2 separate regions of the Mus musculus genome follow, and region 2 is linked to region 1. Evidence: chromatin contacts called from ENCODE Hi-C data. All regions are on one chromosome and are shown on one strand. Each heading gives the region's core, a stretch centred on a gene start or an enhancer-like site at or near the end of the contact. The rest is flanking DNA. Distances are from core to core; before and after follow the strand shown.

Evidence for each region. A loop is a pair of places that touch in the nucleus more often than their neighbours do.
Region 2: a map of T-helper 17 cell shows a loop between it and region 1 (26-fold over the local background). The contact joins two enhancer-like sites. A Hi-C loop is called at or near these places in 2 of 37 maps with a recorded cell type or tissue (T-helper 17 cell and regulatory T cell).

What each region holds. Positions count from the first base shown.
Region 1 is chr8:104,372,296-104,378,870 of GRCm38, forward strand. All of the region lies in intron 1 of Cmtm4 (CKLF-like MARVEL transmembrane domain containing 4), which reads right to left. Among named protein-coding and RNA genes, the nearest start is that of Cmtm4, 20 kb to the right of the region's middle. Within about 2 kb of position 2,901, at least 1 of the 3 ENCODE cell types and tissues checked has a DNase peak (open chromatin) inside an H3K27ac peak, as active enhancers do.
Region 2 is chr8:125,081,264-125,087,838 of GRCm38, forward strand. Disc1 (disrupted in schizophrenia 1) reads left to right here. Exons shown (of 13, transcript NM_174854.2): 2 at 6,191-6,575. Among named protein-coding and RNA genes, the nearest start is that of Disc1, 30 kb to the left of the region's middle. RefSeq lists an enhancer at 2,101-3,657. Within about 2 kb of position 2,634, at least 1 of the 3 ENCODE cell types and tissues checked has a DNase peak (open chromatin) inside an H3K27ac peak, as active enhancers do.

The DNA.
Region 1 (6,575 bases), core at 1,651-4,150:
CAGCAACCACATGGTGGCTCACAACCATCTGCAATGATATCTGATGCTCCGATGCCCTCTTCTGGTGTGTCTGAAGACAGCTACAGTGTACCTACATATAACAATAAATAAATCTTTAAAAAAAAAAAAAAAAAAAAAAAAAAGCCTGTGCTGGGGGCTGGAGAGATGGCTCAGCGGTTAAGAGCAATGACTGCTCTTCTGGAGGTCCTGAGTTCAAATCCCAGCAATGACATGGTGGCTCACAACCATCCATAATGAGATCTGATGCCCTCCTCTGGTGAGTCTAAAGACAGCTACAGGGTACTTACATATAACAATAAATAAAATCTTTAAAAAAAAAAAAAGGCATGTGTTTCCACACCCAGTCAAAATAATTCTTTTAAAGAACAGACAATACAATGAGTGGGTCTTGTTTAGATCCTAATTCAAACAAAGCAAAAGGTATTTTTGAGGCTACTGGTACAAAGTGGGTTTATGTTAGATAGCAGATGACATCAAGAAATTAGAACTTAAATGTGCTACAGATATTGCAGCTGTTGAAAGGTCTCAACTGGTAAGAGATGTCCACTTAGTATTTATTTATAGTGTTATGGTATCTGAGATAAATAGCTAGCTCAGTGCTTAAGAGCTTTTGCAGAGGACCCAGTTCAGTTCCCAGCACCCACATGTGGCTTTGAACTGTCTGTAACTCCTTTTCCAGCCTCTTCTGACTTCTGCAGGAATTAGGCACACATATAGTACACATACATGTTACGCAGACAAAACACTTATAAAATATACTTTTAAAAGCTGAAATACACAGTCTGGACCTAGGGCCTCACACAAATATAGCAGATGTGCAGTTTGGTCTTCATGCAGGTCCCCCAACAACTAGATTGGGGGCTGTCCCTGAATCAGCTGTCTGCCTGTAGATCCCATTCCCCTAACTGAGCCACCTTGTCTGGTCTTGGTGGGAGAGTTCTCGGTGGGCACCTAATTCTGCAGTGATTTGATATTTGTGTGTGGTGGGGGACCAGAGGGGACTCCCAATGTGTGGAGGATCTGAATAAGGAGGTACTGGGAAGAAATGGGGGGTGGGTGATACTGGGATGTAAAGTGAATAAAAAAATTTTTTTTCCGAGACAGGGTTTCTCTGTATAGCCTTGGCTGTCCTGGAACTCACTTTGTAGACCAGGCTGGCCTTGAACTCAGAAATCCGCCTGCCTCTGCCTCCCAAGTGCTGGGATTAAAGGCGTACGCCACCACGCCCGGCTATGAATAAATTTTTTAAAGCTAAAATATAGTTTTAAATAAGTTATAACAAAAAAGGGCAAGAAGGGCTGGGACAGAGTATGAAACTGCCAGAGCAAGGTGAGGGGACAGAGAGTTGGGTGTGGGACTGCCAGAGCAAAGTGAGGGGACAGAGTGGGGTGTGGGGCGGTCAGAGCAAGGTGAGGGCATCTGGACATGGGTTTCACTCTTCCATTAGTGTGTGTTAGTTGGCTGTTTCACAAAGTTCACTTTAGAGTAGAATGTTGAGAACTGGTAAGATGATTCAAGTGAGTATGGGGGGTGCCACCAAGCCTGATGACTCACATTCGATTCCTGCCCCCTCGTGGTAGAAGGAGAGACTCTCACAAGCTGCCTCAGATTCAGGGGCACATGTCCCCACTCCAAATACAAAACCCAACACTTGACGAGAAACACCGGTGACAAACAAGCACAGCACTGCCACCACTGGCCACGAGGGAAAGGCAAGTTCAAGCCACTGACACTTCGAACCGATTAACTCCATGGCTCCAATCTACAACTGCCAAGCGATGGCCAGGACTCCAGGTGCTGTGAGTCAACTGGAAAGCGGGCGATGGGGCAGCTCTGAATCGGCCTGGCAGTTTCCTATAAAGTTAGACACACGCATAGCATATGGCCTGGCAGTCTCACGCCCCACTATTACCCCAGAGAATACAGTATTCACGCTGACTCGATTCATGACCTCCCAGATCTAATAACAACCCAAATGTCCTTCAGTAAGTAGGTAAGCGAGCAACCGGAAGTCCATCAAACAGATGTCTGCTCGGCAGGGAAGAGGAACGGATCCCCAACACCTGTAACAAGGATTAGTGTTAATCCATAGTAAGTGCATAAGGCAGGAATCAAAAGGCTCCATGTGATATGATGGTATTGACGGTGATGTTCTGGGGAAAGCAAAGCCATGTGGAAGCAGCGTTAATGATTGACAGGGCTCAGCGGAAACTGAGGGAAATGGCGGTGGGATGCACAGCAAGCATGCACCGAGGCGCAGGGTTCCATCCCCAGTATATCCAAACACACAGACAAAAGGATCACACACGGCAGGCTGCTCATTCAGATTAGAAATCTTCTTCTTAAAACAGAGAGAGAGAGAGAGAGAGAGAGAGAGAGAGAGAGAGAGAGAGAGAGAAGAAATCTTCTTCTGCCTTACTGGATTTTTCTTTTTTTTCTTTTTTCTTTTTTTTTTAATTGAATTGGTATTGCTTGTAAGACTTCCTTAACAAATAAGTTTATAACAAGGAGCTACAAAGTTGAGAGATCCTCTGGGAACCATCCCCTAATCCCCTCTGTTGCTCCAGGCCTCTCCTCAAAGCACTCAGCACACACCCCTGGGACTTGGCTCCTCTCCAGTCACCTGCTACCTTGCGACAGGAGCCGTCACCTGTGCCCTATTCCTGGACTTATGTAAAGCTGGTTCCCTGCTCTAGCCCTGAATGTGTAGTAAGACGGCTGAGCAATGACTAACCCAGCAACCAGAAAAGCATCCCTGACCCAACCACGAAACCATGTCCACAGGTAACAGGACATCTCTAACAAGCTATAATTAATGTCCCGTGTCAGCCCAAAGCACAGGCCCAGGGGAAGCTACATACATTTCTAAAACCCATTAGAGAAAACCTGCAGAACTGGCCCGTCGCCTGTGCTATTTATAGATTGGAGATTTGAAACAGCACCCAACAGGAGGATTTATAATTACCCTGGCCCTGCGGCAGCCTCCCGGGAGCCAGTGAACTCTAGCCTGCATGGGCCAAAGGTTCAAAGATTCAGCAGCAGGAGTAGGTGACAGGGAGGGCAGAGCAGCCAAGTGAAAACCGACCTGGTGATCCAGGGACATGCGTCAGAGGGGAAGAAAGCAGAAACAAAAGATTGGTTTTGGACTGAATGAGTGGTCACCACTCTTTTCTAGAAAGCTTGTGCTCACACCCTCCATGGAAGCCCATTCATTACCGTGCAGATATGAACAATAAGCTCCTCCTTATTAGGATGGGTTCCTTTCTGGGATTCCTAGCACAGCCACACCCATCCAAGAGTGATGTAAACATTTGCTTATTATAAAAATAGAACATGAAAATCACAACGCCACAGAGCAAAGCAAGCCAACAGACTGTCAGTTACACACAATAAAAACAAATTAAACAGCATCCAAGTATCACAACTTTTGACATTCCAGTTCAGTTCATGAAGCAGGCCTGTCTCCAGTCTGCCTCCCATGACTGCCGCCTGGGCCAGGTTTTCAGAGCAGGCCTCTGGAAGCTTTAAGAGGAGGATGGGGAAGCCCACCCGAGAGGCAGGAACCTGTTTTCCCTCCAGTGTTCCCAGGTTAGACCTAAAGTTGCCGCAGACCCAGAGCAGAGGAGCAGGTGCACAATCCAGGCAGGGGGCAGGGGTCTTCACACTCGTGGACAAGGACAATGACAAGGACGCAGCTGTCCCTCGTTTCTTACTCCCCAAACCTGAGCAGAGGCACTGAGCAGGTGGATGCCCACAGCTCTCAGATAGATGATGCTTCTCTCCCTGTCAGTCACAGCCAGTCCTCAGACGTGGCTTCCTTTTTAACTTACTCATTCTGTGTGTGGGCACTCAGACACTGCATGTACAACTCTCAAGGCACATGGAGAGCCCAGTCTAGGCTACATGTGGCCATGTCTCAAAAAGAGAACAGGAGCCAAGCTTGGTGGCACAGCACTCAGGGAGGCAGAGACAGACAGAAAGCCATAAGCCTGAGGCCAGCCTGGTCTACACACGAGTTCTAGGCCAGTCAGGGCTACTTAGTAAACCTGTCTCAAAAAACAAAAAACAAGGGGCTGGCGAGATGGCTCAGTGGTTAAGAGCACTAACTGCTCTTCTGAAGGTCCTGAGTTCAATTCCCAGCAACCACATGGTGGCTCACAACCATCCGTAATGAGATCTGATGCCTTCTTCTGAAGTGTCTGAAGACAGCTATGGTACTTACATATAATAAAATAAATAAATCTAAAAAAAAAAAAAACACCCACAATAAATACAAATAAAAACACCCAGTAATTCATAACCTTCTTCTTTAAAATATGCCTGATAGGTAAGTACAGAATTTTAGCTCCCTATGACACGGTTTCTGCGGAAAGCAAAAGGGAACTACGAAACTGTGGTGTTTACAACAATAAACAGACCAGATGTTAGCATTTATACAGACGAGAGTCCTCAGAAAGCTGCAGTGACTCTTAACGTCAGACAAAGAAAACCTCACCCTGAAAGCTGCCATGAAGAAAAGGGAATTTACATTACACAAAAGGCCCAACAGAGCAATCCCAAACGTGCATACAACTACTAACAGAGCCTCTAAACACACGAAGCAAAAACTTATCACAAGCAGAGAGGCAACAGTCAACATTCTTTTCCTCATAATTGGTTTCAACCAGTAAACAAAATAGGCAAGAATGCAGAAGTGCTGAGGGGCAAGCCTTAGGAGGAGGGGCGGCAGAAGCTTCGCGATACGGGACTTGCTAATGGTTCTTTGATATGCCACCAAAGAGTTCAGCAAACACACGTTAACATAGAGAATTAGCACTATATTAAAGCGAAGCTTCTACACAAAGAAATCCACAGGGCAAACGATAAAACTACAGACTTTTTTTTTTTTTTTGGCTTTTTGGCTTTTTTCTCTGTGTAGCCTTAGCTGTCTCAGAATTTGCTCTGTAGACCAGGCTGGCCTTGAAATCACAGGTGGCTTGGCTCCAGAGTGGGAGAAATTTTATAAATCACATATATACACATATATATGTGTGTGTGTGTGTGTGTGTGTGTGTGTGTGTGTGTATATATATATATATATATATATATATGAGTCAATATCCAGAACATATAAAGAACATAGTTACACGTCTATAATCCCAGCACTTAGGAGCTAAGGCAGGAGGATGACAAATTCAAGGAAGCTTGGCCTACACAGTAAGACCTACCTCTAAACAGACAGGAGAGAGGGAAGACTATGAAACACTGGCAAAGCAGTACACCTACAACAACTGTCATAGACTAGCTAGTAAGAATACAAATGATAGCTGGGGATGGTGGCGCACGCCTTTAATCCTAGCACTCGGGAGGCGGAGGCTGGTGGATCTCCCAGTTCCAGGCCAGCATGGTCTACCAGAGTGAATTCCAGGACAGTCAGAGATAGATAGACAGACACACACACACACACACACACACATACCTCAAAACAAACAAAAAACCAACCAAACAAAACAAACAAATATAGTCACTCTAGAAAACTGTTTACACAGTCCTTAAATAATTAGAACAAGGAGCTAAAAGTTACCTTTGGTTAAGAGCATGGGCTTCTCTTCCAGAGGACCTAGGTTCAATTCCCAGCATCAACATGACAGTCATTACTAACATCCCACAGACCTGAAGCTTTCTTCTGGCCTCCTTGAGCACCAAGCATGGACATGACACACAGACATACATGCAGGCAATACACCCATACACATAAATAAAAACTTTAAAGGCTATAATAAAACATGCTGGGTGGTGGTGGCAGCGGCAGCGCACGCCTTTAATTCCAGCACTTGGGAGGCAGAGGCAGGTGGACAGCCAGGGCTATACAGAGAAACCCTGTCTTGAAAAACAAAAATAATAATAATAATAATAACATACATTTATACTCTGACCCAGCAATCATCTTTCTAGGAAACATGCGCGTGAGCACACACACACACAAACATACACACACAGGCGGGCACGCGCTCATGCATGTGCGTGACGTGAACCAGGACCTAAGCACTCTACTATTCGGTCATCCCTTAAGTCCTGTGTGTGTCTGGGTATATCCACATGGGCATCAGGGCTTTCTGTACATGGCAGGCAAGTACTCTAGAAAGAGCTGCATCTCTAGCTCCACTCCACTCCCAGGTAGGAAAACACAAAGAAAGTGTATGTCCAACCACAGCAGCTCTATCCATCTCATCCATCTATCCATCAATCCATCTATCCATCTAACCATCTATCCATCTATCCATCTATCCATCATCCATCTATCCATCTATCCATCTCAACGCAGCGGCTCCCAAGAGGTGAATGAGTAGTGAGACTAGCAGAGCTGGGTGCCTGTCTCCTATGTGTACGTAAGGCTGAGGCAAGACTAGGTCTTAATGAAGGGAACGGAACTGAGGGAGAGAGGTAGGGAGAGGAAAAGGGGAAGAAAGTTAGTATAGATCATAATCAAAAACTACACAATAATAAGAAATTAACTACTGACAAAAAATACAAAATGAATGAGTTTCAAATACACTATGCCAGTGAAAGATAGC
Region 2 (6,575 bases), core at 1,384-3,883, about 21 Mb after region 1:
GGGCTCAGATGGAGGCTGGATTTTCTGAGTAGCACTTCACATGCACAGAGAAAGACAACCATTTACGAGAATTAAAAGCTCGGCAGAGAGAGGCTGCCTGGTAAAATGTTGGAGCGTACCTGTGCTCACGTGAAGCAGCGCTCACTCCATAAGGAATCCCAGAGTTTATCCTGAGCTCAGTAGGCGTGGCCATGGCCCGGGAACATGGATTTGGGTTGCCCTGAAGGATATGTTCTGCTGTGGAAGAGGTTACACGAGTGTTTATAGTCATACAACTACACAACAAAAAAAGTTGTACATCAAGGTGTTGCTCAGACACTGTGGGGGGTGGGAGGGGGAGGGACTGCAGGTGGGTTGGTTATAACACAGCAGGGACGTCTCTGGTGTAGGTCTCAAAGGCTGTCTGATAACAGACACAGACAGAGTGGGCAGTGGATAACTATCAAGGGGATTAACGGTAACCCAGGATGATTTGGGCTATTGATCTGTAGCATTCCAACTCTTCAGAACCACAAGGCTCTAATCAGTCAGTAACTCTTGCAGAATCTTGACCATGGGGTGGCTCTTTCAAGGAGCCTTGAACTGACACCTGCTGCATGCTGGTAACCCTTGACTGACACTTGCCTCAGGTCTGAAAAGGGGAGGAAGCCGGACCCAGAAAGGCGGGTCAAAATGGGAAGCTCTTGGTCAGGGTTGGGCAGGGACCAAGGGATCCTGAGATCACACCCTGGGCCACCCTAGTAACTGTCCTGGAGGAACAAAGATAATCCAAAGAGACACCTGTGCCTTTTCCTTGGCTATCAGAGCATTGGGATAATGGTCTCACTGGGAGAAGTCTCATGTTAGGAAAACTGGCTTCCAGACAGACTTCCGGCTTTAGAACAGGCTTGGGCTCTGCCTAATGATTTAATAAACCTGTACACACAGAAAGTAGAGTGGTGTTCACCAGGGTCCAGAGGAGGAGTAGGAGGGTGCCAGTCTTGGACGGGGATCATGTTTCATTCTGGGAAGATGTTTAAAAACTCCTGTGGATGGATGGTAGCGATGACTGGACAACAGTGTGAATGTACCCAGCACCACTGAACTCAGCTCTTATACGTGGTAAGAACGATAAATCTTGTTGTGTGTATGTTAGCTTAGTAAAAAAGTACTGAAAATATCCTGGAGGAAGTGAATCGAAGCCTCGGAGAGGACCAGGGAAAGCAAAACCCCAAGTTTGTGCTTCTCAAAGTATCCTGTTGGGAGTCAGCAAACGACGGTTCTCCAGGTTCCACTCTTACACACCTGGTGGACGTTTCTGGGAGAAAAGAGAGAAGCGTGGGACAGTGTCATGGCTTCAGTTCTAGAACCTTCTTTTGGCTACTGTGTTGTTCAGGGTTCTTTGGAGAGACAGAATCAGTAGAATGAATCTCTCTGTAAAAATGGATTTATTAGAGTGGCTTACAGGCTGTGGTCTGACTGGTCCAACAGTGGCTGTCTCCCGATGAAAGGCCAAGGCTCAGTAGTTATGCGGTCCACAAGGCTGGGTGTCTCTGGTGCCTTCAGTATGTGTCAGAATCCCAAAGCAGTGGGCTCTAAAGTCAGTGAAGGAATGAAGTTGTCAGTGAGAGTAAGGGCAAGCAGGCAGAGAACAGAAGATCCCTTCCTCCATGTCCTTTATGCAGGCTGCCACCCCCCCAGGTGTGGCCCAGATTAAAGGTGGATCCTCCCACCTACGATAAATGATCCAGTCCTCACAGGTGTAACCAGGATCTTGGGTTTTGGTTAATTCTAGTTACTACTACGAATAGCTAGTACAGTTCTCCACCCTGGTGATGATGGTGGTGATGTGTGTGTGTGTGTGTGCTTGTTTGTAGGCATGGGCAATGGCAGAGAAGCTTGCTATTTTTAGTCTTTCTGTTTCGTAATATCAAATATTTATGATTTTTCAAAATTACACAGACGTGTGTGGTGTGGGGGTTATGTGCACATGAGTCCCAGAGTCCAGAGGAGGGCATTGGCTCCGCTGGGATTGGAGTTACAGACAATTGTGGGCAATTGTGCCTATGCTGGGAACTGAACTCAGGTCCTCTGGAGGAGCATCCAGCACACTTAACCACTGAGCCATCTCTCCCGTCTTGAAATATGCCTTCTTAACCGCTAAGTCATCTCTCTAGCAGCTCTGTGCTGTAACATTGACAGCAAGGTAAACCCAGTATGCTTTCAAACATGGCCTCAACCTTCCTTATTACTTTGGGTTCATACTGAGTAACTCCTAAGATGAACGTGCCATCCTTTTCCCTGAAGCACAGCGAGCTTCATTTGTGTCTCCAGCGGACAGCCAGGAGCTTGTCGGTCCTTGCTTCCCACCAAGCTCAGCATCCCACTTTGCTCTGGTCCTATGAGGTCTTTATTGTGGTAGCATGGACACTCAGCCTAGGATAAAGAGAACCTCTGGCAAAAGTAGTTCACCTTCTCAGGGCAATTGAGGAAGAAATCATTAATCTCTTTATATTCATATTGGCTTTAAGTTTGTAGTCAGGTAAAGGCTCTTCTGTGTGGCCACAAACTCAGATTGGGTATTTGAGGTAAGAGGCAGCCGACAGTGCTGAGCAGTGTGAGTTGACCTTTTGGGCTTTGGCCAGCTTTTGGCCAGGGAACACAGCCAAGTCTATTTCTTGTCACCAGTGATCTCTAGTTCCGTGGCCAGTTTAAAGCTCCCCACCGATGCTCCATCTTTATCGGCACAGCCTCCAGCTGCTCTGGGTCATTTTAACTGAGCAGTGACTAGCAGTTTGAGGCTCCCTTGTTGAAGTGTTAGCTTCCTCCCTGAGAACTCTCTCTTCCAGCATCCTCTCAGCCAGGGTTTCCAGGGAGTTGTTGGACTGTTCAAAGAGGCCCTTTGACACCTAGCTTGGTTTCAAGCATCTGTCTGTCCCTTCCCTAGCATCTTGGAGCCACAGGCCCGGCTGCAGGGTATGGTGTGTGTGTGTGTGTGTGTGTGTGTGTGTGTGTGTGTGTGTGTGTGTGTGTGTGTGTGTGTATGTGTGTCCCTAGGCAGGTACAAACTTTCCTTTGTCTGGTCTTAATCTGTAGGCAATGGGCCTGTGGCTCTCCAGACTTACAGGCCATGGCTGGAGCAGTTGGGGTTTACAGTGTCAGGACCCCAGGAGGGTGACACACAGGCATTTGGAAAGAATCATTTTTTAGCAAGTTACTCTCTACTTGGGAATGCTCTTTGAACAATAGGACAGCTACTTAACTGGTGGCATTTGGGTTACAAAATAATTGGAAGTCTTTTGTCCCAAAAGACAATAAGGTTTTGCCAGACTCATTTAGGATGTGAAGCTGTGAGCCTTTCCACCGGCCGGCCGCAGCGGCCAGAACGCAGTGTTCTCTGCGACAGGGATCCCCAGCTCTTTAGTGGTTCTCTTGCCAGCTTTGCAGAAGGTGGAGGGACAGCTGTCCCTCTGGGGCTCCCTCTGTTCCCGTTTGAATTCTGAAGCCAAGCTGGTGGGTGCTCCAAGCTGGTGGGTGCTCCAAGCTGGTGGGTGCTCCAAGCTGGTGGGGCTCTGATACTGTGGTGAGCATGGTTCTGGGCAGGGGGTGACAGAGAGACAGGGGACACTAGGATAGCAAAATGACCACATCAGCTACCCCAGAGCTGTAATGGGCCAAATATGTGGTTATAAAGTAACAGGGAACAGAAATCTGTCATTTAACTGCCTGTCACCAAAGTCATCATCTCAGTTTGGAACAAAGAGAAAGGAGAAAGGATGAACTTGGAGGGAGGCAAGGCTCAGGGCTGAGGCAGGCTTTGGGGAGTCAGAGTGAGATCTCAGGAGTTAACTACAAACTTCTGATTCATTCATTCATTCATTCATTCATTCATTCATTCATTCATATTCATTCTCTGTCTCTCTGTCTCTCCGTGTCTCTTTCACTGAGACTTGGAACTTGCCAATTAGACTAGGCTGCCTAGATGGAGAACCCTAGATATCCTCCTGTTTCTCTACCTCCTGCGAGCTAGGGTTACAGGTGTGTACCACCCTGCTCAGCTTTGTCTATGGCGTGGTATTTTTGTGAGCTTGACATATGTCCTTGCCAATGGGAATGCATTTTTCTGTGTCCACACCATGTAGAGATCAAAGGTCAACACTGCATGTCTTTCTTCATCTTTAATATTTTTTAAAAAATATTTATTTATTTAATGTATGTGAGTACACTGTTGCTGTCTTCAGATACACCAGAAGAGGGCATTGGATCCCCATTACAGATGGTTGTGAGCCACCATGAGGTTGCTGGGAATTGAACTCAGGTCCTCTGGAAGAGCAGTTAGTGCTCTTAAACGCTGAGCCATCTCTCCAGCCCTTCATCTTTAATTTTTAAAAATGCATTTTATATCTATTTACCTTACGTGTATAGGTGTGTTTTCTGCATTTATGCCTATGTACCGCCCACATGACTGGTGCCAGGGCAAGACAGGTATGGGCATGGGATCCCCTGAAAATGGAGTTAGATATGCTGGTGAGTGTCATGTGGGTGCTGGGAACTGCATCCTGGGCGCTTCTGCAGGAGCATCAAGTGCTCTTGTGGAGCAGAGGCCCATTTACATCTTGAAGGTGGCGGCCTTAGAAAGCCTGCGCTTGCATTCTGTAGGTCCGACACATGGCTGAGAAAGCCTGCTTTTCTAATCCAGTTGGCACAATCAAGGTTATGTGGTACCTATTGCACCCTCGGCCTCAGCCAGCTTTCCAGCCTCTCCATCTTTAATTTTTGAGGCTGACTCTTTCCCTGACCATGAAGCTCATCAATTTGGCTCCATGGTCAGCGAACTTCAGGGACCCCCCTGACTCTGCCTCCCAGCACGGGGACTGCAAACATGCACCACCACACCCAGCACTTTAACCTGGGCTGGGGGGGGGTGGTGGTCAAACTCAGGTTCTCGGACTTGCACAGCAAATACTTTACGTGCTGAGCCATCTTCCCAGGCCTGTAGCTAATAGTTCACCACACTTTTATGTTCCATGTCCTATTCTAAACTGTTTATACAGATGCTAACAAGAACCTTGTATATGGGGTCCTTCTAACCACCCCCTCAACTGAGGGGGAACCGAGGCACACAGAAGCCAAGCAGCCTGCAGAAGGTTACACAATGAGCAGTTGATATGGTCATATTTGGACCAGACAGTGAGGTGACAGGATTCTTACTGTTCCTATTTCTGCAGGGTAGCTAGGTGAGGACTCAGCCCCTGTGGTCCACTGTGTGAGATGAAGAGACAAATGGCCTCTATGTCACAACCAGTGACTTAGAGAGGGTTTTACTGCTGTGAACAGACACCATGACCAAGGCAACTCTTAAAAAGGACAACATTTAAATGGGGCAGGCTTACAGGTTTAGAGGTTCAGTCTATCACCATCAAGGTGGGAGCATGGCAGAGTCCAGGCAGGCACGGTGCAGGAGAATGCTGAGAGTTCTACGTCTTCATCTCAAGGCAGCTAGGAGAAGACTGACTTCCAAACAGCTAGGATGAGGGTCTTAAAGCCCACACCCACAGTGACACACCTACTTCAACAAGGCCACACCTTCTAATAGTGTCATTCCCTAGGCCCAGTATATACAAACCATCACAGACACCGAGGGCTCGGGAATGCGTTGGGAACGTGGGAACCTGGATACTTGGCTACTGCAAATCCAAGTGTCATTCAATAGTGACTGGAATACTTGACAGAGTCACATGCTGATATTTTGGTGTCCGGTGGCTTGCTTTGCAAGCCCTCTCCTGGAGGGACACACTATGTATCATCAGCACTAGGACAGTCGCTGGGGAGCCACCAAGGCTGTGTCCCCAGGACACTGACAGTCTGTCAGACAGACATACAGTAGGGCCTGCTGCTCTGCCAGCAGAAGGCTGGGATGCTGGGCTGACTGGGCATCTGCAGAGGGGCACCAACTTTCTTTTGGTTTTTAAAGACAGGGTGTTGTGTAGCTCAGGCTAGCTCGAACTCCCTCTGGTAGTAAGGATGACCTTGCTTTCCTGACCTTTCAGCCTTCCTGTCCCAAGGACTGGCATCATGGGAGTGTCCCACCATGAGTTTTCACGCTGTGTCTTGGATAGGTGTACCCACAGAGACCTGCATGGCTAGCATGTCCTCCCCGTGCCGCTCCTGCTGATTCAATGACATACACTGTTTTCTCTTCTCTTCTCAGACAGTGGGCATGGCTTACCGCCTGCAGTAGCCCCTCAGAGGCGGCGGCTGACACGGAGACCAGGCTACATGAGAAGCACAGCGGGTTCTGGGATCGGGTTCCTCTCTCCAGCAGTGGGCATGCCACACCCGAGCTCAGCAGGGCTGACAGGCCAGCAGTCCCAACACTCACAGTCCAAGGCTGGACAGTGCGGACTTGACCCTGGGAGCCACTGCCAAGCCTCACTGGTGGGCAAGCCTTTTCTCAAGAGCTCCCTTGTCCCTGCTGTGGCCTCTGAGGGCCACCTGCACCCAGCCCAGCGCTCTATGAGAAAAAGACCAGTGCACTTTGCGGTTCATTCCAAGAATGACAGCAGACAATCTGAGAGGCTGACTGGGTCATTTAA